Linked DNA regions of Homo sapiens: region 2 is linked to region 1. Evidence: chromatin loops called from intact Hi-C (ENCODE). Cell type or tissue: endothelial cell of umbilical vein. All regions are shown on one strand. Links, peaks and the distances in the headings refer to the core of each region. The heading gives the core; the rest is flanking DNA. Region 1 has its middle 57 kb from the start of PROM1. Region 2 overlaps PROM1 (prominin 1).

Region 1 (16,942 bases), core at 4,166-12,165:
ATGCAAGTCTCTGACCCACAGCTGTGGATTTGTCCCACCCCACTGCTTGAAGAGAGCACCCTACTGCCACAATAAATTGCATTCCTATGATTTCCTAATTAAAATGGCAGTAATTAGCTCTGTCATTTTAACATAGATCACTGATACCAATGTAGTCTTTTCCTTCACTTGCAAAAGTCCTTTTGCTTCCCACTACTTAATTAGGCCACAGGATAATCCCCCTAGCAAGCTCCTGACCCCATTTGAAAAGCTGAGGTCTTATCTCGTTGCAGAAGCAGCATCCTAACTGGGAATTAGAGTCTTCTATGTGTCCGTGAACTCTGTCTACAAACACAAAGGCAGCCTCCTCACCCCTGGGTTTCGTCCTAGAGTGGTTCATTTTCCCGCGCTACTGTTATGATCAAATGACATCAAGCTTTTACATTTAAATAGCCATTTACAACTCATCAACCCTGCGATTTAGAGAGAAGCTGCAAGCTCAAAGTAATACAGTAAGTGGCAGAGGCAGGATTTAAATCCAGGCAGGCTGGCTTCAGACCCTACTTGAACCCTTGTCTGGTCCGCTCCCTCTGCAGCCTTTCTGCGGTGCTGAGAGCAGTGTTTGATAGCTGGACCAGGTCCAGTCCGTAGAAGGAGCAAGACCAGCAGAGCAGCGAAAGGTGCTAGAACTGTCCTCTTCTATGGGCCCCTCCAGATGACATGCACATCAGCTGATTCCACACAGGGACCAAAGGGTACAGAGGAAAGAGGGATGGGTACTTGCCATATCCTGTCTTAATCCTCACAGCAAGGAGGGTAATATCTCAGGCCTATAGCTGAGGAGCCTGAGATCTAGGCAGGCCAAGTGAACCCCCTAAAATCATGCAGCAGGTGGGGAGATGAGAATTAAACCCAGTCTGTCTGATGCAAAAGACCATTCCGCTATGGCAGACGGAAGGGTGGCAACATCATCCCATTCAGAATCAGAGGAAACAATCCCAGGTGCAACTGGTGCCAGTCATCAAAGAGGATTAAGAAAGAGCCATTGGCAGCTAAATGTTGTAACTGGCAGTATAAACCAGGCTCAGGCAGTGTCAAAGGCTCCTTAGTTAAAACCTCAATAATTCCAGGGCTTTTGTTTCTCAAGGATCAAGATCCAAGACACATTACAGATGGAACATGCTTTCCTTAGGGGAGCCAGACTCAGTTGTTTCCGAGAAAAATCAAGACTCACGTTGACATGTCCTGCTTCCTTCCATATAATGCAGAATTCAGCCAGTTCTCAGACTGACCCACATTCAGAAGACCCTGCGGTCTCCCCTTCATGATACCTGGGCATCCAGTGGTAGCAAGATGACAAAACACACAAAGCAAGATGGTAGAGGGAGGGTGTAGTTCCTAGAGCGACTGGAAGGACAGGATGAGAAGAGTGGCTAGGGAAAGGTGAGTTCCCCACTCTCTTCATTCAGACACAGTCTCTTCTGTGAGGCCACCTCCACCTGTGAGGTCCAAGGAATAAGGAGGACAGGTCATGTCTCCCTTGCTGCCCTTACCCACACCTGCCCTCTTCCCCACTGTAGGAACCTCTGACCCACCCTTCTTCAGTGGAAGAACTGCCAAGACCTACATGAAAAGATGAGATCCATTTGGGGAGATTAGCATTACATGTCTCCCTGCTCAGGAGACAGCCTCTGGGGCTGGAGGCCAGGAGAGCTACCGAAGCTGGCGGGACAGCCCAGGAAGCCAAGTTCCCTAAATATCCCTTTTCCCACTCCACCTTGGAGTAATAAGGCAGACCCCTGAAAGAGCAAGTTCTCAGAGGCCCACTCCTGGAGGACACCTGCACACTTGCTATGTCCCAAGATTCTCCCCATTCAAAGGACAACACCTGGCATGGCTAAGGCCTGAGTCTATTCCAATTGGTGCCTATGCCTTTGGGTTGCAAAATATTTTATATCTCACGCTAGGTTCTGAATAAAATTTTATCAGACAAAAAGTTTTCTACTGCTTTAAAACAATTGAAAACCATTCTCCTGTGCTTTGCCACCCCTCTCTATGTCCAAGGTTTCTAACTGGAGCCCACACTTGATTTTAGTCTAAAATCAATAATCAATAAAAAATAATGGAATGTCAAGTTACAAGAAAAAATCGTGGCTGGGCGCGGTGGCTCACACCTGTAATCCTAGCACTTTGGGAGACTGAGGCAGGTGGATTGCCCGAGCTCAGGAGTTCAGCACCGGCCTGGGCAACATGGTGAAACCCTGTCTCTACTAAAATACAAAAAAATTAGCCGGGTGTGGCGGCATGCACCTGTAGTCCCAGCTACTCGGGAGGCTGAGGCAGGAGAATTGCTTGAACTCAGGAGGCGCAGGTTGCAGTGAGCTGAGATTGCGCCACTGCACTCCAACCTGGGCAACAGAGCGAGACCCCATCCTCACCCCTGCCCCAAAAAATCATAAAGCATGAAACATATTTGGAAATTATATGACAAAGGTGATATTGCCATAAAAAAATCAATAAGAAAAAAGAGAGCTCAATGGAAAAGAAGAAAGGGATATGCAAAACTGATTCCAGAAAAAATTTAATGCATACAGCCAGTAAGCATAAAAATATGCAATCTCTCAAGTAACTTAAAAATTACAAGTTGAAACAAGAACAAGAGACTAGTTTTTGCATATTAAATTAATACAAGATAATGAAGAACTATAAAACCAATGCTGATTGGGATCATGAGCACTTTCTGCATTTTTGGTAGAAAGTATAAATTAATATGACTTTTCTGGGCCCAGAGCTATTTGACAGAAGGTATCAAAAGAATTAAAAGATACATAAACTCAGTATATTTTGGGGTTCAGAATGATTAACAGCTCAAGTTCTAGATTCAGATAAACTAAGTTTGATCACAGTATTTGCTGTTCATAGCTGCTTAACTTTAGGCAAGTCACTGAATCTCCAAGTCTCAGTTATTTTATCTGTAAAATGGGATTAATTTTAGTGCCCGCTTCCTAAGTTTCTCTGAATGCTTTTTTTCTTTTTTTAGATGGAGTCTCACTCTGTCACCCAGTCTGTAGTGCAGTGGCATGATCTCAGCTCACTGCAAACTCCTCCTCCTGGGTTCACGCCATTCTCCTGCCTCAGCCTCCCAAGTAGCTGGGACTACAGGCACCTGCCACCATGAGTTTCTCTGAATATTAATTGCAGCAACATTTGCAAGGCACTTCACTTAGTCACTGACTTTTAGTAAGCGCTCAACAAATATTCACTGTTTTATTGTCATTAAGAATCTATTTTAGGAACATGTGATTTGTTCACAATGTTCTTTATAATAACACAAGTTATGATGATGTCTAAAAAATGTGGTGTTTAAATTAATTATAGTTCATCCACATAATACATTTCCATAGAGATATTTTAAAATATAACATCTTTATTGACATAGAAAAATGCTTCTATCATATCGCTAGTGTGAACCCTAAATATCTGAGACAGGTCCAGTCAATTTAGAAAGTTTATTTTGCCGAGGTTAAGGATGTGTGCCTATGACACAGCCTCAGGAGGGCCTGATGACATGCTCCCAAGGTGGCTGGAGAACAGCTTGGTTTAATACATTTTAGGGAGACATGAGACATCAATCAACATATGTAAGTTGAACATTGGTTCTGTCCAGAAAAGCAGGACAACTTGAAGCAAAAGCGGGACAACTCAAAACAGCAAGGAAGACTTCCAGGTCATAGGTAGATAAGAGACAAATGGTTGCATTCTTTTGAGTTTCTGATAAACCTTTCCAAAGGAAGCAATCAGATATGCATTTATCTCAGTGAACAGAGGGATGATTTTGAATGGAATGGGAGGCAGGTTGGCCCTAAGCAGTTCCCAGTTTGACTTTTCCCTTTAGCTTAGTGATTTTGGGGCCCCAAGATTTATTTTCCTTTCACCCTAGCAAAGGAGAAACAGGCGAAAAACTATAATAGGAAACTATATTTTTAAGTCTTTACAAAGAGCCAAGAACATTGGTTGAACTGTTGAGTGATTATCATATTTGTGTGTGTGGTCAGACTCCCACGTGTTTTTTTTTCATTATGCGATTTTTAAAAACTAGGCTTTTGTGTTTTTTTATTGTTATATCATAGTTGTACATATTTGGTAGGTACATGTTATTGGGGGAACCTGCCCCCCAATATTTCAATGTAGGTTCTTTCTATTTTCCGTAAGTGTCGGCCAGCTGAGCAATAAAGAGAAAGAGTACAAAGAGAGGAATTTTACAGCTGGGCCACTGGGGGTGACATCACATATCAGTAGGACCGTCATGCCCACCTGAGCCTCAAATCAGCAAGTTTTTTATTAAGGGTTCCAAAAGGTGAGGGGGTGTGAGAACAGGGAGTAGATCACATGCTTCAAAGGGCAAAAAGCAGAACTACTAATAAGGGTCCAACAAAGATCACAAGGCAAAGGGCAAAAGTAGAACCACTGATAAGGGTCTATGTTCAGCGGCGCACGTATTGTCTTGATAAACATCTTAAACAACAGAAAACAGGGTTCGAGAGCAGAGAACTGGTCTGACCACGAATTTACCAGGGCAGAGTTTTTTCCCCACCCTAGTAAGCCTGAGGGTACTGCAGGAGACCAGGGCGTATCTCAGTCCTTATCTCAACCGCATAAGACAGACACTCCCAGAGCGGCCGTTTATAGACCTCCCCCCAGGAACACATTCCTTTCCCAGGGTATTAGTATTAGTATTCCTTGCTAGGAAAAGAATTCAGCGATATCTCTCCCACTTGCATGTCTGTTTATAGGCTCTCTGCAAGAAGAAAAATAAGGCTCTTTTTGCCCGCCCCCGCTGGCAGTCAGACCTTATGGTTGTCTTCCCTTGTTCCCTAAAAATCACTGTTATTCTGTTTTTGTTCAAGGTGCACTGATTTCATATTGTTCAAACACACATGTTTTACAATCAATTTGTAGAGTTAACACAATTATCACAGTGGTCCTGAGGTGATGTACGTCCTCAGCTTACGAAGATAACAGGATTAAGAGATTAAAGTAAAGACAGGCATAAGAAATTATAAAAGTATTATTTGGGAACTGATAAATGCCCATGAAATCTTCAAAATTTATGTTCCTCTGCTGCGGCTCCAGCCGGTCCCTCCATTCGGGGTCCCTGACTTCCCGCAACACGTGTGATATTTTGACACATGTGTAAAAGGCTTAATGATCAAATCAGAGCAATTGGTATATCCATCACCTCAAACATTTATCTTTTATTTGTATTGGGAACATTACAATTCTTCCAGCTGTATTGAAATGTACAATAAATTATCGTTAGCTATAATTTCCCTACTATACTATAAAATCATAGGATTTATTCCTTCTACCTAACTGTATTTTTGCATGCATTTATTTTTTTAAACCAGTTTTAGGTTCACATAAAAATTGAGTGTAATGTACTGAGTTCCCATATGTTCTCCACCCACCACACTCACAGCCACCCCCACTATCAACGTCCCCCACCAGGGTGGTGCATTTGTTAGAACTGATGACAATTCTACATTGACGCATCATTATCATCCAAAGTTCATAGTTTTCGTTAGGGTTCACTCTTGGTGCTGTACATTCTTTGAGCTTTGACAAATGAGTAATGACATGGATCCACCATCATAGTATCATATGGAATAGTTTCACTGCACTAAATATCCTCTGTGCTCTGCCTCTTCATCCTTCCTTCCCCACAATCCCTAGCAACAACTGAACTTTTTACTGTCTCTATAATTTTACCTTTTTCAGAATGTCATATACAGCATTTGGAATTATACAGTGTGTAGCTTTTCACACTGGATCCTTTCACATAGAAATACGCATTTAAGCTTCCTTCACATCTTTTCATGGCTTGGCAGCTCATTTAAGCATTGAATAATATTTCGTATTCTGGATGTCCCACAGTGTATTTACTCATTCATCTGTTGAAGGACATCTTGGTGCTTTTAAATCTTGGCGATTATGAATAAAGCTGCTAAAAATGTCCACATGCAAGTTTTTATAATTTTTATAGCATCTTTATTGACATGTAATTCATATATCATAAAATTCACCCATTTAAAGTGTACAAGTCAATAATTTCTAGTATATTCACAGAGTTGTACAACCATCACCATGATCAATGTTAGAACACTTTTGTAACCCTCCAAAGAAACCCTATACTCACTAGTAGCCACCCACCCACCCCAGCCTTAGGAAATCACTAACCTACTGTCTATCTATAGATTTATGAACTCTGGACATTTCATGAAAGTGGAATCATACAACAGGTGGTCTTTTGTGACTGGCTGCTTTTACTTAGCATAACATTTTTAAGGTTTATCCATGTCACAGCACATATCAGCACTTCATTCCTTTGTATTGCTGAATAACATTTATTGTATAGATACACCATATTTTCTTTACCTACACATTAATTAGTAGACATTTAGATTGCTTCCACCTTTAGATGCTGTTGTGAACATTCATGTACACACTGTTCTGTAGACCTATAATTTCATTTCTCTTGGGCATATCCCCAGGAGTGGAATTGCTGAGTCACATGGTAACTCTGTCTAACTTTCTAAGGACCTGCCAATCTGTTTTGTAAAGTAGCTGTACCAGAAGCCAGCAGACTATGAGGGTTCCAATATCTCCCACCCTTACCAACCCTGCTATTATCTGTCTTTTTTATGACAGCCATCCTAGTGGGTGTGGTGGCTTGTTTTCATACAAGGTCCATTTCTCTGTTTTACAATGATGTGTATTACTTTAGTAATCGTGAGGGGTGTGTTATTAAAACAAACCATAAAAGTCACAAAGTCCTCTGCTGGGATTTCCATTAGCAAAAGTGCACAGAAATGCAGTTCCAGTTTGGGAAGTTGGGTGGGCATCTGTGGGAGAACAGGGACATGGGGGGAAGTCTTTGCAGCCTGCCTCTATTGCTGTTCTCTGAGGCTCTGACCTCACTCCACCGTTTCCCCAACCACACCTGGCTGCCCTCTATGGGCATGGCGATGGCAGCCTCCTCCACAGCTCATTCTTCATGTGCAGTTCTTTCTCCAGGCTGTGTAGTGTGGTTGGAAGCCTCCTGGCCTGCAGAGTTAGGTAGACCTGGGTGTGAACCCTGCTGTGGGACCTCTGCTAGTGCATAACCTCTTGAGCTTTGCCATCCTCTATAAAACTGAGACACATCTCAGCCTCATGGCGTTGCCGATGGCTAAATGCAAAACAGCTGTCCAGGGTGCTCACAAGAGTTGTGTCCTCTGCCCCCCTTTTCTGCACTTCTGCTCTGTGCATGTGGGGATTGGCCCTCTCTGCCTGCATTTCAGGTTTACTTTCTGGTTTGGGTCTCACTTCACTCTGCTCCTTGGCTAGTGGGCAACAGAAAGCACTACACGATTAGAAGACCTCTAAGGGTATTACAGGAAGATGCTGGAAAGAGCACTGAGCTTTGTTAGGTCCTCTTATAGGCAATGTCAGCCCCCAGCAAGGACCAAACCTTTATCAAAAGGTAAGGTTCAGAACTACGCACCTCAAATATGCTCCAGGTCACCAGTTTAACTTAGTGCATCCAGTATTGCTGGAGTGTACGTGTGATTAGTACTGTGCTCCCGGAGAGTCTCAAACTCCAGATGTCTCAGAGATAGTCAAATGACAGGGGACTTTTTTTTCTTTTTAAGTGCAAACCTAATAATGTGATCATTGTCTGTGTAGCCCAAGTTACAGAACTGAAAGCAATGCTAAGAATTGTAGCAGTCGCTATTAATTGAGGATTTAATGCCTTTAACTCTACTAGTGGTTTACAGACACTATCTTAATCCTCTGGCACTCATGAGCTTCCTTGTAGCCCCATTTCCTTGCCTTCTCAAATGTTGCAGAAGCAATTCCTTGCCCAGTTTGTGTTTTTATTCTGTATTTTTGATGCTTTGACATCTTGGGGCTTTGCTGACCCTGGAGGGACCACCCCTTACTGGACTAGCGAATTCCTAGGAATAGCAAATGTCTGGTGTGTGAGCCAATGTGCCTTTCATATGCAAACCAACCAATCCAGAGCCATACCCCAACCACCTCCTATATCTGTTCTCATACTCCAGGCCACTATCTGCCTGCTCTAATCACCCCAGGGCTGGACAACCGGGGTCAGCCCTAGGGAAAGACAATTAGGGACACACAACCAGGGGCAGCCCCTGTGCCCAAGAGCCTGCTAAGATTATTCAAATTAGACAATCCTAAAGCTGCTGACACTACCTCACCTGTTCCTCCCTGTGGAAACCTCAGTAAAGGACTAACATGGGTGCTTCTCCATGTGGCCCTGCACGCCCTGCTTCTAGGGACCTGTGAGTAGCAAACTTCTTCATGACAGTCACTTTCATGTCTCACCATAACAGCTTAAAACAAATTTGGGATGCCTTTTAAACACTCCTAGAGACCCAGTCTAGAGCCACCCAACTTCCTGACAGCTTTCAGATGATTTCTGGAAGCACCTAATTAACTGTATTAATTCTCTGTATACCTAAAACCCACTAGGGGACTTTCTGTTTCCTGCCATTAACTCTGATGATAGAGTAACTTACTCTGGACTGTGGAGCTGACCATGGACAAAGACACACACTGTTCACCTTGAGCAACCAAGCCCTCTACCAGGAAGCTCTACTCTATTTACACTGGTATTTGGATCCTAATCTACAGTCCCAAAGGCTTGCCTCTCTGAAAGCATTTCCCCAACCACAGAATGTTGCTCTGTCCATTATATGGCCTTTGTTGGCCAGCTTCCAGGTAAAGCTGTTGCCTGAGTAAGTGTTTTGAAATTCCTTGAGGTCTGGATCATTTCCCTGTAGTGACCTGGGCTCCAGGTTTGGTTTCAGTCCCTGGGGGACAAGAATCCAAGACTTCAGTGAAGCTGAACTGAGCCTTCTTTCCATTTATGGAGAAGCCCAGGAGATGCCAGGGAATCTGAGAAAACTTTCTTCTGCCTCCAACATTTTCAGAATAGTGCTTTGGCTCTCCTTGAGGCTTAGAGGAAAGTTTTGGGCCAGAGCCCATCAGATATTCCTACCTATATGTTTCCTGTGGACTCTTTGGGGAAACTTCTCACAGTCTAGGTAGATCCTATAGCATGTTCTAGTAGTAAAAAGATTGAAGTCCAATTTAAGCCACTCAGATCTTCTGTTTCGCTTTTTTTTTTTTTTTTTTCCATCTCACGTCCCATTCAAAGCAGTTGCCTTTTCCCCAGCTTAGGCAAGGACAGCCCCAGGAATAGGACCCGGTGTGTCCCTCATATGCCCTGTTGCACCTGGAGCTGGGGGAAGGGGTGGGTGGCGGAGGGGAGATGTGAACTCAAGGCTGCCTCACCTGACTCTTGGAGTATCTGGCCATGGGTCTTCTATGTGGCAGATGCCCAAAGGTTGGCCCTTATATTAGTTTGCTAGGGTTGCCATAGCAGCATATCTCAAACTGGGTGTCCTACATCAACAGAAATTTATTCTCTCACAGTTCTGAAAGCTAGAAGTCCAAAATCAAGGTGTTGGCAGGACCAGCCTCCCTCTGAAACCCCTGGGGCAGGGTCATATTTTGCCTTTTCCAGCTTCTGGCAGCCCCCGAAGCACTATCCTTAGATAGTGATACCATGACTCCAATCTTTGCATCTATTCAAATGGTGCTCTCTTCTCTGTGTCTGTTTCCAAATTTCCCTTTTCTGATAAGTACAACAGTCATATTGGATTAAGGGCCCCCCCTGGTCCACTACAACCTCATTCTAACTGATTACATCAGCCCCAACCCCATTCCCAAATAAGGTCACCTTCACAGGTTCTAGGGGTGAGGAATTCATTCAACACATCTTTTTGAGGGACACAGTTCAACCCATAACAGCCCTCTTTCTTTTCTCTCTTCCAAGAGGTACCTTTTGTGGGTTCTTCAGAGATATCCACTAGCCTCACTTCCACCCCTGCCCCCACCTGGGGCCTGCTGGCATGATAGATGCACCCTCTGTTCTGACCTCTCCCAGCTCCTTCTCATCTCTTCATCTCCCGCCCCAGGGGCCCGCCCTGGAGTTCTGCCAGGCAGCCTGCTTGGGCAGGGTTGTTTCCAGGGTGGCTCTAGTCCGGCCCCTTCCTTGGTGTTCCCTCTGCCCAGCCAGTCTCTGGGGGTGCAGGCTGCTCCCCAGGCTGCCTGACCATCCTCCTCATGCATCCTGGACATCTTCAGGAAAAAAGCTGACTCTAGTGTGTGACCTCCAAAGTTCAGGAGGCCAAGGTGTCACCCAGCATTGTCACTGCACTCTGCTCTGGCCTTGTAGTGGCCCTGGGTGCACAGTTTAGCAGCTTAGGAGACATTCAGCACGTAGTCAGAAACCAGACTGGCCCATGGACACCCCTTCCCCTCCCCAGAGATTCTCCTGCCCCTTCCCCTCATTTAGGATGAGGAGCCCTGGCTTTTCTCTTTCCTCTCAGAAAAGAAGGAGAAACAAGTTAGGCACAATGGTGTGGGTCTGTAGCCCCAGCTCCTCAAGAGGCTGAGCTGCGAGGATCCCTCGGGCCCAGGAGCTCAAGGCTGCAGTGAGCTATGATTGTGCCACTGCATTCCAGCCTGGGTGACACAGCGAGACTCTGCCTCTAAAAATAATAAAAAGGAGGACAAACACTGTCACAAGCTCCACATCTGTGCATTTGCTTTAAGGGATAGCTTTCTCTGATCAATCTTCTCTGAATTTCTTATCTCTTGTGTAGGTTGGAAGTGAGCGGTGAGCAAGGGTCACAGGTTTTTGCAGATTTGGGCATTTCTGTGGTCATGTGTCTAACGCCTCCTTTTAAAATGTGTGAGAACCCATTGACTTCACTTCTGGGGACTCAGGAAATCTCAATGGAGAAGTTCCATTCAGCATCCTGGTTGGTGGATGAGGTGCCTCGTTCATAGAAAACCCTTGGTAAATGGCAGTCTTGAAAGTCCAGGTTCCAATGACTGCAGTTCCAAAGTGCTGCCATTTCCTTTCATGCATGCTACTAGCAGATATTAGGATTTTTCACCTTTAAGATGATGCAAAAGCCATATGCATTTAGTAGAAACAGTACTTCAAGTACCCATACAACCATTCTGTTTTCACTTTCAGTTATAGCATTCAATACATTACATAAGATATTTAGCACTTGATTACCAAATAGGCTTAGATGATTTGCCCCCCGTGGGCTAATGTAAGTGTTCTGAGCGTGGGTAGGCGAGGCTAAGCTATGGTATCTGGTGGGTTATGTGTAGTAAATGCATTTTCAGCTTACAGCCACAAGGACTGCAGGAAATGTCGTGCCCCTCCAATGCAAGCGCAACGAAAGACAAGCTACCAAGTTTCTGCTCTTTCCTCGGTACTATACTGTTGTCTCCCAGGTCCCTGAACTTGGATAGGTGGAAACTGGCGCATGTGCAAGTGAGCTGAGCCATCCGAAACCCCTTCCAAGAGAGCTTTTGTGACCATTTCATCTAAAAGAGAACCCACTCCATGCCCAGTCTTGCTTTGCCCTTTGTAACTGTTCTTCTGAGTAGTTATCATTACCTGAAACTACATTAAATTATACAGATGCCCACAGTTACATCTCCATAAACCCATCATAAGTTAAAAATATTGTAAACTGAAAATGCATTTAATACACCTAACCCACCAAATATCATAGCTTAGCCTAGCCTATGTTAAATATGCTCAGAACACTTACACTAGCCTACAGTTAGGCAAATCATCTAACACAAAGCTTATTTAGTAATCCAGTGCTAAATATCTTATGTAATGTATTGAGTGCTGTACTGAAAGTGAATACAGAATGGTTGTATGCGTACTTGAAGTACTGTTTCTACTAAATGCATATTGCTTTTGGATCCTCTTATGGGTAAAAAATTCTAAATTGAACCATCATAAGTTGGTGACCATCTGTAGATTGTCTTTTCTTCATTGGATTATAAACTTCAGAGAACCAGGCCCTGTCTGCTGTGTTTTCTGTAGCACCCAGGGTTTAAAACAGCCTAACACAGGGTGGGGGCAGTGGGTTGGATGGTGCCCCTTCACCAAAATATACATCCATTAAAATCTGTGCATCTGACTTTATTTGGGGAAAGGGTCTTTGAAGATATAATGAAGTTAAGGATCTTGAGTTGAGATTATTCTGGATTAAGCTGGGTCCTAAATCTAATGACAAGTGTCCTCCTGAGAGAAGAGAATGTGGGGAGACACAGAGGAGAAGACTGTGTGAGGTCAGAGGCAGTTTGGAGTTACACAGCCACAAACCAAGGATGCCTGGAGCTGCCTGAAGCCACCAGAAGCCAGAAGAGGCAAGAAGAGATTCCCACTAGATCCTCTCAATACAGGGGCCACAGTCCTGTCCCTGTCAACACACTGATTTCAGTTGGTAAATGTTTGCTGAGTGAGTGAATGAGGTATTTCTGCATCATCCCTTGCAGCCGTATTCAACCCCTTTCTTTGGGATCCTGGAGAGCTCATCGCATCAGGAGGTCACCTCTAAAGTGGAGAGCTCTCAAGTTGGTGTCAGGACCATTGAGTTTAAGTCTGAGCTCTGCTATTAAATGTCAGTTCCTGCTCCTGGCCTCAGTCTCCCAGTTGGAAGAGATGTCTCCATGATCTATGATCTGCAGGAACACTATGGAGACCAAGAAGGTTCTCAAAGCACCTCTCTCTAGGCAGCCCTGTGTGCCCCAGGTCTGAGGCCTCAGCTGGCAGAAGGCCTCCGGGGTCCCTCCAGAGCAGGGCACGGGCTGTGTGCCCAGCAGTGGCAGCTGCTGTGTGTCTATGTCTGCCCAACCCTCAGTGTCTTGTAGTTACCTTAGTGACCATCTCTTTCCCAGGGCTCCTGGCAGCAGATGGGAGCAGCTGGCGGTAGGGCTGGGGTAAGTTGTTCCCTGGCTAGGAGACAAGCCTTGCCCACCACAAAGGACTTTTACTTCTGGGTCACGGTGGGGGATAATCGCTTAGGGATGTCACCTATTGGTTATAAAGGCTTGTTTTCCATTCCATGGATGTAGGGATGCCCTTTGGTTTTGCCATGTTTCCTGGAAAGTCTGGCCACCTTCCTAACATAGAGAAATGTCTTAACATTGGACGTTTGAAAAAATCTACAGAAAGCCCTATTTATCTACAAAACTCCTTAGAATACTGTTGGAGGGCAAACCCTGGGTTAATTTCATCAGGCTTATGAGGAATTTAAAAAATTCAGATCCCCAAATATTTGAGATGAAGTTCAGCCAACCTCAGTCTTCTGACCTTTCCAGTGACTCCGATTCCTCCTGGGCAGCTGCTAGCCTGTTACAGCAATTACATCCCTGACAGCTGGGTGGAATCAAAAGGACATTGGGGTAGGTTTCAGAACATGTGAGCCCTACATCAACTTATGTGACTTCAGGAAAGTTCCTAGATCTCTCTGGGCCTCTGTTGGCTCATTGGAAAAATAGAGATCACAGTATCTGCTGTGTCCACCTCAGGAGGTATTGAGAGTATCCAGGTACTCTTTGGAAGGGCTTCCTAAGAAAGGGTTTGGAGAACCCAGGGCTTGGATGAGAAAGCAGGTGAAGAGGGCTTGGTGTGCAGTGAAGGATTTATCTTGCCCAAAGAAAGGTGTGGCTTCTATCCCTACTTCTGAGGGGTAAGCCCTAAGCCCTTGAAATGTTTTGCCGAGTTGGAGTGTCTTTGTTTATTCGGGGGTCTTGGACTATGTCATATAGGCTATGCTAGAATTGTGATTTATGGTGGGGCCCTGGGACCACAGTTCAACCTCTGGAGAGACTGGATACTAATCTCAGCCATGTGGGTTGTCAGCTGTGTCTACATGGCTGACCTCCAGCAAAAACTCTGGACACCAAGGCTCTGGTGAGCTTCACTGGTTGGCAATACTTGTGTTGCTACACATCAGCATTGCCAACATTGTGTTACCACACATCATTGTTGAAAGAGGTAATCACTGTCCACATATGCCACTGGGAGAGCACAATTGGAGGCTTATCCCTGGACCCTGCCTTGCGTGCCTCTTCTTGTTGCTGATTTTAGTCTGTGTCCTTTCACTGTAATAATCAAAACTGTAAGCATGACAGCTTTGCTGAGTTCTGTGATCCTTCTAGTGAATTACTAAGCTCAAGGGTGGTCTTAGGGACCCTTTCCCCAACATAAACTTGTATGTGGAGAATGGGCAACAGTCAAGAAAGGCTCAGCAGCAGAGAATGCCCAAGCAGGTCCCAGGGAAATATGGGATGGGACACTACCCCTGGGTTCCACTGGACACTCACTGCTGTTCCTGCCCTACCCTCACCTCTGCCATGGCCTCTCCATTCTGCCACCGCCACAGGAAATTGTCTCTAATAATCCTGCATCTTTGCACTTCTCCCTCAAGACTCAAAATCCTGGGAAGAAGCACCTAATTAGCTAAACCTGGTTGCTCGGGGTTGGGAGAGGATTTGCCTAGTAGAGGGAATCATGCTTCTCACCTGGATGAACACAATGGGAAATCCCTCTATCCCCCAAGTAAGAAGGGTGTTCCATGCTGAGAAGTCAAGAAAGATATTTATCGCAAATGAATCATATGGATTTTTCCATCTCCAGAACTCATCTCTGAAATTAAAGAGTAGAGGAAAACTGCTTGGAAGCAAGTGGGTTTCATGGGTGTGTGGAATCTATGCAGTTGCATGGGGCCCCAGACTCAGAATGACTCTGCCCTTATTTTAATGTTCTGTTACTGTCTTGAAATACTTAATTTTTCAGTAAGAGTCCCACATTTTGATTTGTATTGGGCCCTGCAAATTATGGAGCTTGTCCTGCTGGGAAAGCACCAAGCATCATGCAAATGCAAGGGCTGGCTATAACCTTCAAAATTACTTTCACAGCTGACTCTTTTTTTTTTAATTACTCATTTTGACTTAGACTTAAAGACACTACCATCTGTCCCACTGGTTATACCTCAAAAAAAAAAAACACCCTCTTTGGGCGCCAGTGGCTTTCTAAACACTAGACCCACTGGCCTGCTCTGCCGTTGTCTGCTCCATTTGACTTCGAGCTCTCGGTGCTTCCGCTCCATTTCTCTCTCCCTTTCCCTCCAGCCATGCTCCTCCCTGGATCTTGGCCATTCTACACTGCCCTACTTTGCCCCTATTTCTCCAGCTGCTGTTTCTTTGTCTTCTTCACTGGTTCCATTTGCTATACTTCCCCTCTGCCCTTCAAACCTGGATGTACCCCCAGGGAGAGTTTTCTTCTGTGTCTTTTCTCCTCTCTAGACATGCTGGATTTCTCTTGTGCCTTCAAGCAGTACTTTTCAGCTGAGGCTTCTAAGGTGGCTGTTCTGACCAGCTGTGGCTGCACCACGTGGATATCGCAGCAAGTCCACACCTACTATCATCAGCAGGGCCACATCTATCTACCCCATGGACCTCCTGATTCTACCTATGTGACCATCAGTCTTCCATCTTAATTGGTCTTAACTTCTTTTCTGCCTCCATATTGCTGTCATGTGGTGCCTTCTAGCTGTGTCTCACATGGTGGAAGGGGTGAGCAAGTTCCCTGGGGTCTCTCTTATCAAGGCATTAATCCTGTTTATGGTAGCTCTGCCCCCCACGACCTAATCAGGGCACTAATCCCATTCATGATGGCTCCTAACCCCCAGGGTAATGGTATTAGGAGGTGGAGCCTTTAGGAGGTCCATTACCTTTGGAGCTAGAATTTCAACATGTAGTTTGGAGGGGACACTAACATTCAGACAGTAGCATGACCCCCAGTGCAGATATTGTGAAGCCCCAACAGCCTTCTTGGATGTGGTAGTGACCTTGAGGGTACAACAGAATGAGGAAGCAAAAAAATAGAAACCAAATCCACAATGGCTATGGAGTCATCATTCTGCCCTGAGCAGTCCGCCTCCAGACTCCATTTACATAAGATAAAGATAAACATCGATTTTGTTTAAGCCACTGTTTAGTGTTTGCTTAGAGGCAAGAAAGCTAATTATAAGCCCTGAATGATACAGATGTGAAATGAGTCCCAAACATTGCAGACAAACTTCAACTGTGATTCTCTTGTCTTTCTACGAACTGAGAGATGAATGAATTTACACAGCTACCAAGAGTGCTGTGGGCACCCTGCAAGAGAATTCAAAAGAGAAGTGGGATTTTGACAAAACAAGTCAGATTCAAGATTGGGGACCACACAGGAGCACTGGGGATCTGCAAATGCTCTGTGAGGTTGTGTTTATAAATCCACTGTGACCCAACTAACATGCACTTTGGGATGCAAAGGGCCTAGTATATAAACAGAAGAACTACTTGCAAGCCACAGGCATTATTCTCAATGTGATTATAAATACAGCCTGGTGAGGCTTGGAGACATTGAGATTATGAGGAGTGTGTGTGTGTCCATGCATGTATATTCTAGAGGTGCCCGGTAAATATGCATTTGACCAGATTCCAAATTGGCAAATGGTAAAATCTGTCTCTGGTCAAAGCCAAGGCAAAAAGTGAATATTATAATCATAGATTGATGTTATGCAATGAAAAAATAAATCTGATATTTTATCCCAAATATATTAATTTAAAATTTGTTATTGTTAAAACAACTTAGTATTCAATGTTACATCTTGAAATTATAGTGTAGGAATCATGTGTCTTCATCATCAGGGGCTGTGTGGCTCCTAAATCACTAATTTGCATGTTTGTTAATACCAAATAGATACCCACTTCCCGCTATTGATAGAGGAAGATCCGTTTGGCCAGCTCTCCTAGGAATGGTAAGGTGTGGTTGATGGTAATGTTGTCAATGAATTATCAGGCTTTCCTCAAACGCCTTTCGTTTTTAGTAAGCAACTAAGGTCATGACTTACTGCCTCCTCACCTCCTTGACAGGAAAATTTGGTTCATGACGCTGATGCAATTTCATGGAAGCAATTTCATAAACTAATGTTTTGAGCACTTGAAGAAGATACTTCCA
Region 2 (15,028 bases), core at 4,038-12,037, 110 kb after region 1:
ATAATGCCTCTTCGTGGACATGGGATGGGGGTTAGCTTAAGCGTGAGCACATACTTGATGAACCCAGCAAGATTCAGCCACTCTTTTTTTTAAGCAATTTAATCTTAATATGGAAGTAGATAATATTCAAGTGCCAGATGCACCAGATTTACTAGTCTTGAGCATTTGCTCATAGAGTTAACTACCATTTATTGAATATCTACTGTGTGCTGGGCACTTGGCTAGTTGTTTTCACATTCAGTCATTTAGTTATTTGTCCCTCACAATATGTTTATGAAGTTAATGCTAATGTGACACCATCCACTTTAGGGACCTGGAAGCCCCCTGCTGGGATGTAAAGCAGGTCTCTCCTCCAAGACATCACATTTGCTCCCAGGAACAAGACTCGTGTTTTATTTTCCTTTGCTCAGCTTGGCTTCAGAATTCGCAGCTGTCTAGATTGTCCATTTAGTTGCAAACTGCCAACTTGCAATTTTCTGCCATTCTTTAGAAATATAAGCAGCTACATGCATGAATTGGAATGACATCAAGTTTCATCATCTAGTTGCATTAATTTTCGTTTATCCCGGAATAAAGTCAGCAGTGATTATGAAAATATGTTTAGGTCACATGATTGTATCTAGAAATTGTGCTGTTCCTAGGAACTCAGGAACCGTCTGAGACACGGACTGCCAAGGTCGGTCCTTCACTGTGGATCTGGCTCCTGGGCATGGCATGAGAGGCACCTTTAGTAAGTGTCTACTCAGTGCTTGGTCCTTTGTCACATTATTTCTAATCATGCGTTATCTCTAATTTTCACAATGACTTGACAAGGTACGTATTATTATTTCCAGTGTATCAGAGGAGGAACCTTGTGACTGGCCTGTGTTTAACGTGCCTGACTTAGAGTCTGAGCCTTTTTTCTAAATTAAGATACATTCCAGATTCTTGAGTAATTGTTTGCCAGCCAATCCAAAGTGCTTTGAATCTTTAACTTCTATTTTTGCAGTGTGCAAAGCGCCTTATATGTAGATTGTTATGCAAGTACTCCTGCCAAGATTTATTGATCCATTTAAAAACAAACAAAATACCTTTGGGGTTAAAATTAAACCATTTGCAGCTCAAACTAGCATTTAGACATCTTCCTAGGGGTTGAAAGACATCTTCCAGTAACCACTTGGCCATGTATTTAATTACTCAATTCTCTGCTTCCTCTGTTTCAAAAAGGAGTTTCAAAATGGAAAAAAATACATACATATATATATATATATATGTACACATTCAGATTCAACTAATGATGGCAGATAGGTTAAAAAAATGAAACATGGCCAGGTGCGGTGGCTTACACCTGTAATCCCAGCACTTTGGGAGGCTGAGGCAGGTAGATTGCTTGAGGCCAGGAGTTCAAGACCAGCCTGGACAACATGGTGAAACCCTGTCTCTACTAAAAATACAGTACTCGGGAGGCTGAGGCCCAAGAATCGCTTGAACCCAGGAGGCAGAGGTTGCAGTGAGCCGAAATCGCGCCACTGCGCTCCAGCCTGGGCAACAGAGCGAGACCCTGTCTCAAAAAAAAAAAAAAAAAAAAAGAACTTTGTACACCATGGAATGTTCTACTTATTATTTTGTGCTACAATATGTGCTGTTTCTTTTGTTTGAATTGCAGATTGTCTACTATGAAGCAGGGATTATTCTATGCTGTGTCCTGGGGCTGCTGTTTATTATTCTGATGCCTCTGGTGGGGTATTTCTTTTGTATGTGTCGTTGCTGTAACAAATGTGGTGGAGAAATGCACCAGCGACAGAAGGAAAATGGGCCCTTCCTGAGGAAATGCTTTGCAATCTCCCTGTTGGTGATTTGTATAATAATAAGGCAAGTACAATATTGGACAACAACTGATTGTGTTTTAGGCTGATGAAGAGTGTCTCACATTTTTATGGTTAAACCATGAGTTTAAAACTAAACAAAATAGCAACAATGAAAAAAAAACCCACCAAACAGAAAAGAGAGAGCACAAGCGCTTGTCTAGAGTGATTCGAAAGGATCTCATTATCATCAGACATTAGCGTTGTAATGAAGCTGCCCCAGCTGAGCTGATGAGCCAGCCCTTTGGTATTTTTTTCCTCTTGAAGGTATCCTGAGAAATCTTGGACTGCAGAAAGGACTTACCTCCCAGCACAGCAGACTCCTCTTAATTAGCTATTTGCAGGCAGGCAGCATGCAGAAAAGAGAGATGGATCTGCAAGTTGATTTGCTAGTTGAGTCCAAAGGAATCTTGATGGACTGATGCAGTCCCTGAATTTGGAAATTTGAAAATATTGTAGAATGCAATTGACTTTCTAATAATAAACTCATTTTTCTTTTATGTGCTGTTAATCCGCTACCCTCCCTTAAGTCTGGAACACACTTCACGATTTAGGGTATTTCTGCTGCAGTGTCTGCTGCTTTCAAAAGTTTTCCAGTTGACTGGCAGATCAGAAATACATTGCTTTTAAGATGACGTTTTTTCGAGTCCAAATTAGATTGCTCATCTGAAGATGAGTGCGCCACAGCAGTGTTCCCTTGTTATGTTGCTTGGTTATTGTTCCACATTTCCTCATTCATTCCGCCACTGTTTCATGCAGCAGCAGAAATCAATGTGCCTATGACATGAAGGCACAGCAAGGGTTGGCCAACAGCATTCTCTTTGTTGTTTCTCCAAACACCACACGTGCTCAGTAGCCGTAAGATTTTTTTCAAGTTTTACTAAGGAAGTGATATTCAGGAATTTTAACAGAAAACAGTAAGTCCTGTGAGTTGGAGTTCTAGCTGCAAACCCAAGAAGGAAAGCCTTTAAGTGTGGCCACCAGCAGGGGTCTGATAAGATGTGTATGGCTTAGGGTGACCACTCATTGGAATGCAGTGTACCCATTGAAGAGGACTGGGCAGCTCTGGATTTGTTGATACCAGTCACCATGACAGATGAAGTGAAAAAGCAGGTTGCAGACCATGTGTAGAACATGGTAACTATGTTAAAAAAAAAAAAGATCAGGAAGGAGACACAAGCACTGGGTCATATTTTTATAGAGCAGATGGGATGTGAAAGGGTTGACAAGAAACTGGCAACAGTGGTTGCCTCTGGAAAGGAAATTGAGGGTTGTGGAGGGGAAGGAAGGAAACTCATTTCTTGCTGTAGCTGGGCTTTTTGTCTCTTTTGATTATGTACCAGGCTCGGGTATTACCTATTGAATTAACTTAACTGAAACTTGAACAGTGACAAAAAAAATCTTCACAACAGACAAAGGCCAATGCATTACCACTTACTCCAGGGCAGTGACTATTTAAGCAAAGACATACTTTTGCTCATAATAGTGGAATAATCGACCTTAACTATATATGTGTGTAAACAAGATCCAAGTGAATGTGTTAGCTGACTTCATGCATTGTTGGTTAGCCTGAGAGTTACTTGTTTTGTCTCCATGACATTGGGGTGTGGGCATCTCTGCCTGTCAATCTCTCTCTCCCTCTCTCTCTCTCTTTTCTTCCCTTTTCTGTCTCTCCTTGCCTCTCTGTATTTTTCTGTCACTGTCTGTCTCTTTCTCTGTGTCTCCAAAAATCATTTGATCCTTGCTATTTTTTTCACATTTGATTTTGAGAGGCAGTTTGGGATCAGGTCAGTAGTGGTCATTCCAAATGTCCCTGTCTCTCTCTGCTTTGTATTTGATATACTCTAAGGAATGCACAGACTCCTAGTTATAGGGGTAGTTACCTCTTTTTCAGCTACCAGAAGAATCTCGGTTACAGCCCTGAAACCTGTCAAACCCACCAGGGATCCCTGGTGTGTTTCCTGTAAGCCTGAAACTTACACGCCACATTTGTCTAGACACTTGCACAGCCATGTTTACCCGCTCCATACACCCTGGACCTCAAAGATGAGACTCGGATGTGAAAGCATCATCTGAAAATATTGCCCTTAGGGCTTCTAGTTAGAATGATTACTTATTTAACAAGTTAATAATTTTCACTTGATGTCAATACATATAGTATAATTTCAGGAAAATTCTTTATTGAATGTAGTTATTTATTTACCTGAATAAGTGTTTACATGTGTAATAATCGGTTTCCAATATATTGGGTTTCTTTGTTTTTTTGAGACAGAATCTCGCTGTGTCACCCAGGTTGGAGTGCAGTGGCGCTATCACAGCTCACTCCAACCTCCGCCTCCCGGGTTCAAGTCATTCTTGTGCCTCAGCCTTCCTAGTAGCTGGGATTACAAGCATGCGCCACCAGGCCCGGCAGATTTTTGTATTTTTAGTAGAGACGGGGTTTCACCATGTTGGCCAGGCTGGTCTCAAACTCCTGGCCTCAAATGATCTGCCCTCCTCGACCTCCCAAAGTGCTAGGATTACAGGTGTGAGCCACCGTGCCTAGCCACTACAATGGGTTTCTTTTTCAAAATTGAACTTTTATTTGCATTACATATAGTTATGTGTTATGCATGTTATAGTTCACTCTCAGCTGATTGAGTTATTTACATTATGTTGAAAATGCCAAAATATATCAACAATAAAGCTACAAAGTAAAAAATAAACTTGGCTTCCATTTATATATAAAATGAAAGCTACCGTTTTGTTAATTCTTGAGAACTCAGACCTATCAAATCAATATATGTTTTTTCTAAGTATATTTTAATTTAGAAAATTCTTTTTAAAAATGCATGCTGTGATTCTATACCCTCCTACACATTCAGTTAAAACAATTTTTTTCCCCACCCAAGTAAAACATTAATGTGAAAATTGTAATTTTAGATTTCAATATAATTAAACCAAAATTGATCAACTGAGATTGTGACAAAACTAAAACTAATTTGATTTCATATAGCACATTGAATTTATGTATAAATTATAAATAGGCTTAAATAAGAGTAGTGTGTGAATTTTTTTTTCTCACTTTAAATTCTGATGAGAATTTAAGCTTCTTTGCCTTGAACTTTTTGATTTACGGTAGCTATTTTAATGGCTTCCTTTTGAAACCCCCACTGGTTTGCAAATACCTTAAACATCATGAGTTGCATAATACCTACATATTGTTTGCAAGTAATCCAAGCTAGGCAGGAGGATTAAAGACCTGGGGAAAGTTAAGATTTCTCTATTATGAGTAGTTAGACAGGAGAAGAAAGAATGTCAACAAAATCAGAAGATTAGATAAAAATAAGAAGGACAAGAATGTCAACAAAATTGGAAGGCAGAAAGGGAAAGAAAGGAAGTGGAGGGAAAGATAGGAGAGTGGACTCTCTCTTGTTTAATGCAGGGCCTCTAGCTGACATTGACTTCAGCGGAGATGGGACACTATTGAGAAATAATCTTTGCATGTGATTTTTAAAAAATTCTTTCAGAAACCCAGAGCAGTCCACCTGCCTTTTATTGGACTCAATTTCATTTTGTGGCTCAAAATATTACAATTAAATGCAGTTGGTTTTCAAGTTAGTTTTGAGCATCCTTTTTTATTTTAAAAAATGTAAATCTTTTCTTTAGGGGGTGAAGGGAAGACATAGGTGTTAAGGAGAAAGATGCCCTAGCAGATGTGCAATCTACGTGGGCATGTTCTTTCTCTGAGGGTTCCCAGAGGCAGCTGTGGAATGTGAGAATTCCGTAGACACTGACATATGTTTATGCAGTCTGTTTGACCATCAGCACAAGATCGAATTTCCACCCCTCACTGTAGACTGTTAAGCAGATGTGTCTTACTCCAGAAAAAGCCAACTTTCTTCTCCTTTCTTTCTTTTTGCTTGTCACCGCTGCATTTCTCATAAAGGTTATGGAAGGAAAAAAAAAAACCATGACTTGACTTCCTTTGTATGTTTCTAAGTTTCTGAGTATGATAAGCCAGTCTTGCTAATAATTCCCATGGTGAATTGAATTCCAGTCATTTTCAGGAAGCTGGCTATTTTCAAAGTTCATTTTATACTAGGACGTGATTGCCAATTCCTGAATGGGAGGCTACAAGGTTGTGGAAAAAAGATTGAGCTAGATGTAGCAGTCCTGAAAATCATGAAACTTTCTTCATGTGAATGAGGTCTGGTTACTTACAGTTTAAATGTAATTTTTCTGTTTTTTAATAAGAGAGCTGTTATAGACTGAAAGCATTTGTTTGGCTTTCTTTGGCTAATTTTATTAAATCAGTAGAAATTGGTAAGAGCAATACAGTTACAAGTTTTAAAGTAAAGGTTTAAAAGTAAGGTTTAGCCTTACTCTGTAAAAAGCTTGTAAGTGTATATGTGAGAAAATTGTTTTTTCCATAATAAAATATGGAAGATGTAAGGCCATAAAAATAAAAATTCCTATCTTCTGCTAAAAATTCTAAGAGATTTTGTTGTACTGCTTAAAAGCATATGTTTTAGATTGTTTAAAGGCATTTATGTCAAATGCCAGAGAACTGATATTCACTGAAATATGATTTCCTTTTTGTGTTAGGTAAATGTCTCTTGGTATCATTGTATTCTAATAATTGACTGGAGGTTGTTCAAATAAAAATATTTATTCACATACCTTTTTTTTGCTAAAAAATACACTGAACAACAGGGAGTGTCTAAATCAATACCTCAAAGCATAATTTCTTTGTTCTTTATTTGTGTTTGAATAGAAGGTTTAAATTTGAGATTGCACATGGAGACCATCAGTTGGTCTGCATAGTATTTAAATTTTTTTTGTTAGTTGCTAATATTTAAAAATTGGGATATTTCACATAAGAATCCAGATTCCCAGATTTTTGTGGATAATGGGAAGATACGGTAATATTTATCTGCCATCATGGTGGTGCTTTTGAGACCTGCAGATTTAGCTGCTCCTCCAGCCCATTTTTGATCTCCCAGCTCCCATGACCCCCTGCTACCCAATTTTTCTTTAATGCTTTCTGCCTGCTTACACAGGCATTAGAATTTAAATACAAAATTTACTTTGTGCATTAGTTTGAAAATCAGCTTTGAAAATCACTAACTTCTACTCTATAATTATACTTAGTAGAGATTTTTTTTCTTTTTCTCTTTAATAATGGGGTCTTGCTATATTGCCCATGCTGGACTTGGAACTCCTGGGCTCAAGTGATTATCCCATGTCGGTGTCCCAAGTAGCTAGGATTACAGGCGTGTGCCACCACACCCAGCTTAGTACAGTTTTTTTAAAAAATTATCAATGCTTTAATTTTAATTAGATCTATTATCGATTAGTAGAAATGTAGGTCTAAAATATGTAGCATTGAAATCGAGTGTTGTAGTGAAATGTATTGCAATTCATTTCACTGACTGATGATCTTGTGAGTAAGGACATTTATTCAATAAAGGCACAAAGACAGTTTCTGACTCACACTTAGACATACGGCCAGTCTTCTAAATAGCCCAAATGAAACCAAAGCTTGACCCCTAAACTCACCTTCCTGGAGCACCCGGTGTAGACAAGACTGCATTATACAAAGTTAACAAAGAAGTAGTTTCCACCTCTTTTTAGGAAAATTAAACATAGATAAGAATAAAGACACATTAGAGTCTGAAGTGAGACATATCCCATCAGAATTAAAGGGAGCCTCTGGGAGTTCAAGGCAAGGAGGTTCTTCTCCCTCTTGGGGATGGGTGGAGGGGTCAGTGAGGGTCAAGTGAAAGTGGACTTGGACTGGTGCTTTTCTCCCAAGTTCACTTTGACTTCTTGTATCTGGAATCTGACGAGTGAATAAAATAATCTGGGCATGCTGGGAAGAGAGAGCAAGAGTCCCCATTGTGAACATCAGGTATGTTCAGGTGGTGAGCCTGACTTGTCATGGTCTAGCATGTTTTGAATTTGGCATGGCAGCAAGCTCCAGGTGCATTGCTGACTCAACTTTTGTGTGTGTGTGTGTGTGTGTGTGTGTTTCTTCTTCACAAAACTCCAAAATCATTATTTTGAGTCATTTGACCTCTTTGGCATGAGTGCCTGATTTCATAACTCTTATTGCTGTAGTGCATTGACTCCCAAAATACCAATGCAAATTTAGGACAAATTATAAGGCGGTCATTCCAAATGGGACAGAATATTGTTAATATTTATTTTATAAGATTACCATCAGAATTAACCCAAACTTAAAAATCTTAGAGAACGTGTACATCCAGTACTACTCTCCTTTACAGCTTGAGAAGCACTTATCTAATCTAAGTTAGACTGGATCTAATTTATCTAATTACACCTAAAGATCTAAACTGATCTTTTCAGTTTGGAGGTACCAACTGGAGTCCACAGAAAGAAAGTGATTTTCTTTGGCTTGTACAGTACGGTGGTGGCAGGACAGGACCCAGAACCCAAATCTTGTGCCCCTAGTCTAGTATTCAGTACACTGCAACTTGTTGACCATAGGAAATATCCCTCAACGTTATATTACATAAACTTTTTTGGAGCATTTTGGGAAACCTAATAGACCTATGTTATACTGCAAAGGAAAAGTATGTTTTGAAACCAGTAATGAACCAATGCTCCTTGGAATGTATTTATACTATAAGTGGGGTGAATAACTGTCCCCATTTACCCAGGATGGAGAAATGGGACATGGGATTTTAGGTACAAAAAATGGGATGTTTAGTCATCCTACCCGTAATTATATGCACGATAAAGCCTCAAGACATTGCTTTTGCTGAAGAGGCAATGTATTGATTTTCTGCATCTGATATGTTTTTAAAGTTTGCCTATTATTTGCAAAACTTTAGTTCTAAAACCATATCTACATCTTCCACTGGATGATTACAAACTAACAAGTTTTTTACTTGCTTCTGCAGGTAAAAATAGTTCGGCTATGTTTATGTAGTTCCTTACTGCCATCTAGTGGCCAAATTCAACAGAACCTTGGCAATTAGCACCTTCTAATGGAACGTTTTTTGCCACAAAAACAGGCCAATTGGTCAAATTATTTTAAGTCAAAGGATTATTAGTAACTAGTCAACAGTAAGAGCCCTTAAAAATTATTACATTAGACATTTTAGATGGCTTGAAAAAAGACGTTTTGGTTTTTTCACATAGAGAAGGCTTTCCTGTAAGATGCCTTTCATATGGCGTTTTTGCAGCTTTTTTTGAAGTATATTTCACATGGAGGAAAGTGTCCTTTTCACAAGTACATATGCGTAAGTGTCCATGAAGTGAATCCACCCACGAACAGAGTACTCTGCCATTCTACCCCTGCTCTGGGCATAACCACTGACTTCCAGCACCACCGTTTCACTTGTTTTTGCACTTTCTGTAGATGAAATAAAACATAGGTGCTCTGTTGTATGTGGCTTCTCACATACCATTTTAATGCTAAAGTAACTCATGTTACTTTCCAACCTGGACAATACAGGCACTAACAGACAATTAGAGAAACCAAAAGCCTTAGAAGCCCAAGTACTCTTAACCATTTTGATGTTTTTTTCTATAGCCTTCTTTGGGGGGTCAGGGAGCAGAAGTGTGTGTGTGTGTGTGTGTGCGTGTGTGTGTGTTCACACACATGCATATGTTCACACAGGAGGGTGTGTACACACATTCACATGAGGACAGGAATGGGACTGGATCATGCATGCTGCCTTATAACCTTTTTGCACCTATTTCCTCCACAATTTGTTGTGAACATTGTTCCATTGACGAGAGTCATTTTGAACAGAATGGAAATTTGCCTCCTCTGAGAGGACTGAGTCCTGTTTTGTAGCCCCTACGTGGGTGGTGGTTTGACTGTGGGATGGCGGTGGGAAGGATGTGGGAGGAGAGGGCAGCGGGAGAGGAAAGGCCAGTCCTTCTGCGGGCTCCTCCCTGACTCCTGCTCTGCTGCCTGGACCTGGACAAAGAACCATGGACCACACAGTAAATGCTCTTTCTTCTCTCTGCCTTTTCCTGCAGCATTGGCATCTTCTATGGTTTTGTGGCAAATCACCAGGTAAGAACCCGGATCAAAAGGAGTCGGAAACTGGCAGATAGCAATTTCAAGGACTTGCGAACTCTCTTGAATGAAACTCCAGAGGTAAAAACCATCATCTCTATGTACCGCGATGCTTTATATTTTTGGTTTTTTGGAGTTCCTGTGTATATTTGGAATCTCAATCAAACCTTCTAGAAACACAGTGAATCAGCGTAGACTGGTGTTATCTGTTAATGTCCTGGATGAATAAATAAAGCCCTGGAAAGTGATTTTCAAGAGTACAAAAGCCGAATTTCAGAATTGGTGTTTTTATTTTATTGAGATATAACTTAACATTACAGTACATATTATAGAAGGACTTAACACTTTTAAGGTTCTTATGATTTTTTAAAAAAATGAAAGTTTTTGGGCCTTATTATCCTTTCTTTTTGGCAGTATAGTTAACTTTCCATCACTTGTACAAAGTTACTCTTGTAATGAAACCATCCAGCTTTATAAACATCCATTTGCTAATGTCTGCATAGATATATCGAATTCCTTGGGAAGGACACACAAGCAGTCTCTATCACACACACACACATACACACACACACGTACACATACTCACGGACACACAAATTGTCTTTAGAGAAGGGCAATGGGATGGTTGAAGGTTGGGGATGGGAGAGGAAGTACCCTTTCTTCTGTATTCCAGAAGTATGTTGATGAATTACCTATTCAGAACATCGTTTTAAAAAGTGTCTGGGCAGGAAGCAGCCTAAATGTGTGATGCTCATGGGTTCCAACTTGTCAGAAAGCAGAAAGGTTTCTAGGAACTTGCTGGTTACCTGAAAATGTCCTGATTCAGGAAAACTTTTGTATATTAAATCTCTTTTTGCCCTCTTATTGCCTTTGGACCTTAGAAGGGGAGGTTTCACAGAATGTTCTTTTTTCAGCAAATCAAATATATATTGGCCCAGTACAACACTACCAAGGACAAGGCGTTCACAGATCTGAACAGTGAGTAAAATTTAAAGTTGCTTCACATTTTTTTTCTTTGTTTTGACTCATCTCCCATAAAACATGGACTAAGAAATGACGTACGTGAAAGTTGGGGGAAGACAGAAAGATGATTCCCTAGCCTTATTGCCAATGTGTCATTTGTTACTCAGCGATTAGAATCTAGCCCTCATCGAAGGCATCTGTTTCACAGGCAGCAGGACCTTTTGTTTTTTCATTTTACACTTACTGGAAAGCTTTAGCATTCTTGCAGTCACAAGCTCTCATTCTCCATTTCCTTCGTGAGGGAAAGATTGTTTTCCTGCCAGGTGCCCTGCACAGACGCAGCCAGCTCCTCAGAGAAACCGGTGGCTTCAGAAATGGCTGGATGGAGAGGGCTCAACCCTGCATGCCACGGTTTAGCTTAGTGCTTCTCAACTGGGGGTTGATGTTTGGCACATTTGGTGACATCTGGAGACATTTTGGGTTGTCACAATGAGGTGAAGGTGGGGTGGGGACAGTGCTACCAACATCTAGCGTGTCAAAGCCAGGGATGTCTCTAAGCATCCCGTAATGCTCACAACAGCCCCCACCAGAGTGCAGTCCAGGTGCGAACTCTGGTCTAGCCGAAGAGGTTAGATACACAGAGAGTTACACACAGGTCAAGATGATAACACCATGCTCCTGGTGAGTCTGTAGTGATTAATTTTTCACTGGGGAACAGTTGGTGCGGAGACCCTGAAGAGAAATCTCCATACACGAGTTTAACCCCTAGACAGGGTCCAGGATGCAAATGGGTTTTGCAGCAGGAGGGGCTTGAGGCAGTGTGGAGAGAATGAGGGAGGGGTGGAGAGATGAGCAGAGGCCACCCTCACCATCTTTGTGCTTATTTGCATGTAGGTATCAATTCAGTGCTAGGAGGCGGAATTCTTGACCGACTGAGACCCAACATCATCCCTGTTCTTGATGAGATTAAGTCCATGGCAACAGGTAAGCAGTGGGCAAAAATGACCAAAGAAAGTTCCATCCAGGAGTCCCTGGGCTTGGCAGGCTTGCTCACTCTTTTCTTGTTCCCTGAGAGCTGGCTTGGGGAGAGCCACCGTCCGTGGCCATGCAGACAGTTCAGGTCAAGACACTGTGTTGCAATAGCTTGGTGGTGCTCTTTATTAAAGCTTGTGCCAAAGCTGTTGCCATTTCAGATGATAGGGCGGAATTTGTTAGGGGCCCACCACCTGTTTTTTAAACACAGTTTTATCGGAACACAGCCATACGCATTTGTTTAGATATCATCTGTGGCCGTTTTCGTGCTATGATGGCAGAGTTGAGTCGTTGGAAGAGACATAGTGTAACCCACAAAACCTAAAATATTTACCGTCTATCTGGCCTTTTATAGAAAAATTTGTTGACCCTGATACAGAAGACGAGGAACCTATAGACATTTAGGTCAATCAGAGGGAAATTGATTCCTTTTTCCTTCCTGAAAGAGAAACTTAGAAGCAAGAAATATACATATATATCTTAAGCCTCCATGGTCAATGGTATAAGTGACAGATATACTGATTTTAATAAACTGCATGCTCCACTGTAATGAAAAAAGACCTCCTAGGCCCTTCCTAATGTTGAGAAAAATGTCCTTGCTAGGTACTTGATAGAGAGGACAATTACATCTATGTAAAACACTCATTTTGCCAATATGAATTTTACTTTCATGAGCTAGCATCCCTGAGAACATAGTCCATAAAGAAGAGAATTGCGTGGAAATTGGAAAATTATTCCAGTTCCTTTTGGCATGCCTTATAGTTCAACAACTGAGACAAATGTGCAGAAACTGGAGGACGTGCAGAACAGGCCAGGAGTTGTTAAGATGAGTCCTAACTAATTGAAAGGCCTTTCCTTCCCTTTCTCCTTGACCCTGCAAAGGGTCCAGCCAACAACAACATTCTCGACATCGACAATAACATCACGAACAACATCCTCTGTTGTTGATGGCTTAGATTTCTCTAGACATCTGTTCTCTTCATTACCAACCATTTTCTTTCCAGGCAAGGAAACGGAGGCCCAGAGAAGGGATATGACCTCAGAGACCATTGCCTCCTGCCTTCCTGTCCTGGCTTTTTCCACGTGGCTTCTCCATTCCTTCTTTCTTTCCTTCCTCCCTCCCTCCCTCCCTTTCTTTCTTTCCCTCCTTCCCTTCTTCCCTCCTTCCCTCCTTCCTTCCTTTCTCCTTCCCTCTCTCCCCTACTCCTTTCTTCCTTGCACACCTGGCCCCTGTCCATCATTCCAGTCTCATTTCCTGTCTGGGACACTCATCTCTGATGTCCCTTCCTCTTCTTGTAAGAACATCAGTTCTGTTGGATTAGGGACCCACCCTTATGACCTTATTTAACGTTAGTTACCTCCCTAAACTTCACATCAGTGGTTAGGGCTTCAACATACGAATCTGGGGGAGACATACTTCAGTCCATAGCAATTGGGTAGCTGGGGGAAGTGGTGGAGTTGGGATTCAGACCCCGTTCTAGCAAGAGCCCGTGTTACCTGGACCACCCTAGATGGGACTTAGTACCTTGAAGAGTGTTAAGATGGCGGGTGTTGTGGTGACATCCACAAGGAGGCAACACATGCACCTCTGGAGGGAGAATTGGAAATCTGGGATTCCAGTGCTCACATGGCCCCAGATGATGCCAGGCAACACTGCAGCCTGGATCCCTCGTGCGTCAGTGCGTTTGCAATATTGAACAAGATCTTTTTGTTTTCCAAAAGCTTCAAAGTATTTTATGTCTATAACATATTAACTGGGTTGTAACTCTGGGAGTCATTCCAGGCCCACCAAGCTCACATATATTATGTGACTGCAATGTTGAAGAGATCACATATATTATGTTCGCAATATTGAAGAGATCCAAGGTCTCTTCCAGCCCCAAATTAAGTAACAGTGAAGGCTGGGCAAAAGTATATGAATGATGGACTGTGGTTGATGCATACCTTTACTTTTTGCCCAATGTTCTTGCAATTTTTAGTAACTGAATTTTAGTACTTTTTAGGTAAAAGATAACTCAAAGATTCTCTTTTTCTCTTCAGTGCCTCGTGTGTTATTATTAAAGTTCTTTTTTTTTGTTTTTTTAATTCAGCTGGAATAAGTTAAAATTTAGCCTCTGGTGTTGCCAGAACTTCTTAAAACATGCTTAATAAACTACTCCAGCATTTTTTTTTTTTTTTTGGCTAAAAATGATTTGCAGCCCTGTGTGTTTAGTGGGTTTTGGAGAGAGCAGAAACATGCAATTATTTTGGTGTGCAAATCATATTTGGACTGCAGATCAGGACCTATAAAGGAAATATACTATGGGCTGGCAAAATGGTAATTAAGTAAAATTAAGAACCTTAGATATCTTTTCCACTTACTTCAGATACATAACATATATGATCCTGGTGGGCCTGGACTGACTTCCAGAGTTACAACCCAGTTAATAGTTTATAGACATAAAATACTTTGAAGCTTTTGGAAAACATGTATTTATTACTTCTGAGTCCTCCGTGTGACATGACAGAATATTATCCATGGGCTAGAATGGCTATGAACAGTGCTTAATACACATTTCCTGGGCCATGCATTTATTTTATCACCTGTCATTCTCTGTTGTTGTTGGTGGTGGTGGTGGTGGTTCTTGCCTTAAGATAACTTATCCTGAAGTCAAAGTGAAAAGGGCCGTGAGGAGTAAACCACAGAACATTAAAACATGAAGTGTGTTTTAGCCTGCTCTTTTGTGTTCTTCTGTGTATTTCTGAGTATTTCTGTGTATTTCTGGTGTATTTCTGTGTATTTCTGGTTGCAGCTGAGTTCTTTTCTGTTTTGCTGTGGTTAATATTTATTGAGCTTCTGCTATGATCCAGATACCAGACTTCATGCTTCACCGACAATACTGGATGATAGGTGGGAGAGATGAAAAACTGATACCCAGGGTGCTCTTCGATAGTCCTAAATATTATTACAACCTTAAATATTGTTAAGCTATGATTAGACTGAAATTCAAGAGAAAATACTGTTTGAAGCAGAGTTTAAGGTTTTCTATTCAGGTAAAGTGATAGAAATTTGAGACCAAGGAGGATACAGTTCAATTCTGGAAGCCTCCCCAGGTCTCTGGGTACATCCTCAAAGCTAGGTTGCAGTATCTAACCAGACCTAGTGAGCATG

The links. Hi-C counts contacts between places; a loop is a spot of excess contacts. Peaks named below come from ENCODE experiments on the same cell type or tissue, not always from the same donor. Only the 100,000 strongest peaks of a DNase experiment are listed, where the experiment ranks them.
Region 2: it touches region 1 in a loop (2.2-fold over the local background); 6 of 110 quality-filtered maps call a loop at or near these places.

What each region holds. Positions count from the first base shown.
Region 1 is chr4:16,132,862-16,149,803 of GRCh38, reverse strand. No RefSeq gene overlaps it. Among named protein-coding and RNA genes, the nearest start is that of PROM1, 57 kb to the right of the region's middle. In endothelial cell of umbilical vein, for the core only: no CTCF peak of the experiment used is centred there; a DNase peak (open chromatin) is centred at 8,823; H3K27ac peaks cover 867 bases.
Region 2 is chr4:16,020,127-16,035,154 of GRCh38, reverse strand. PROM1 (prominin 1) reads left to right here. Exons shown (of 28, transcript NM_006017.3): 5 at 1,646-1,851; 6 at 9,843-9,963; 7 at 10,797-10,860; 8 at 11,740-11,829. Among named protein-coding and RNA genes, the nearest start is that of PROM1, 56 kb to the left of the region's middle. In endothelial cell of umbilical vein, for the core only: a CTCF peak has its summit at 8,809 (motif pointing left); DNase peaks (open chromatin) are centred at 5,874 and 8,784; H3K27me3 peaks cover 436 bases.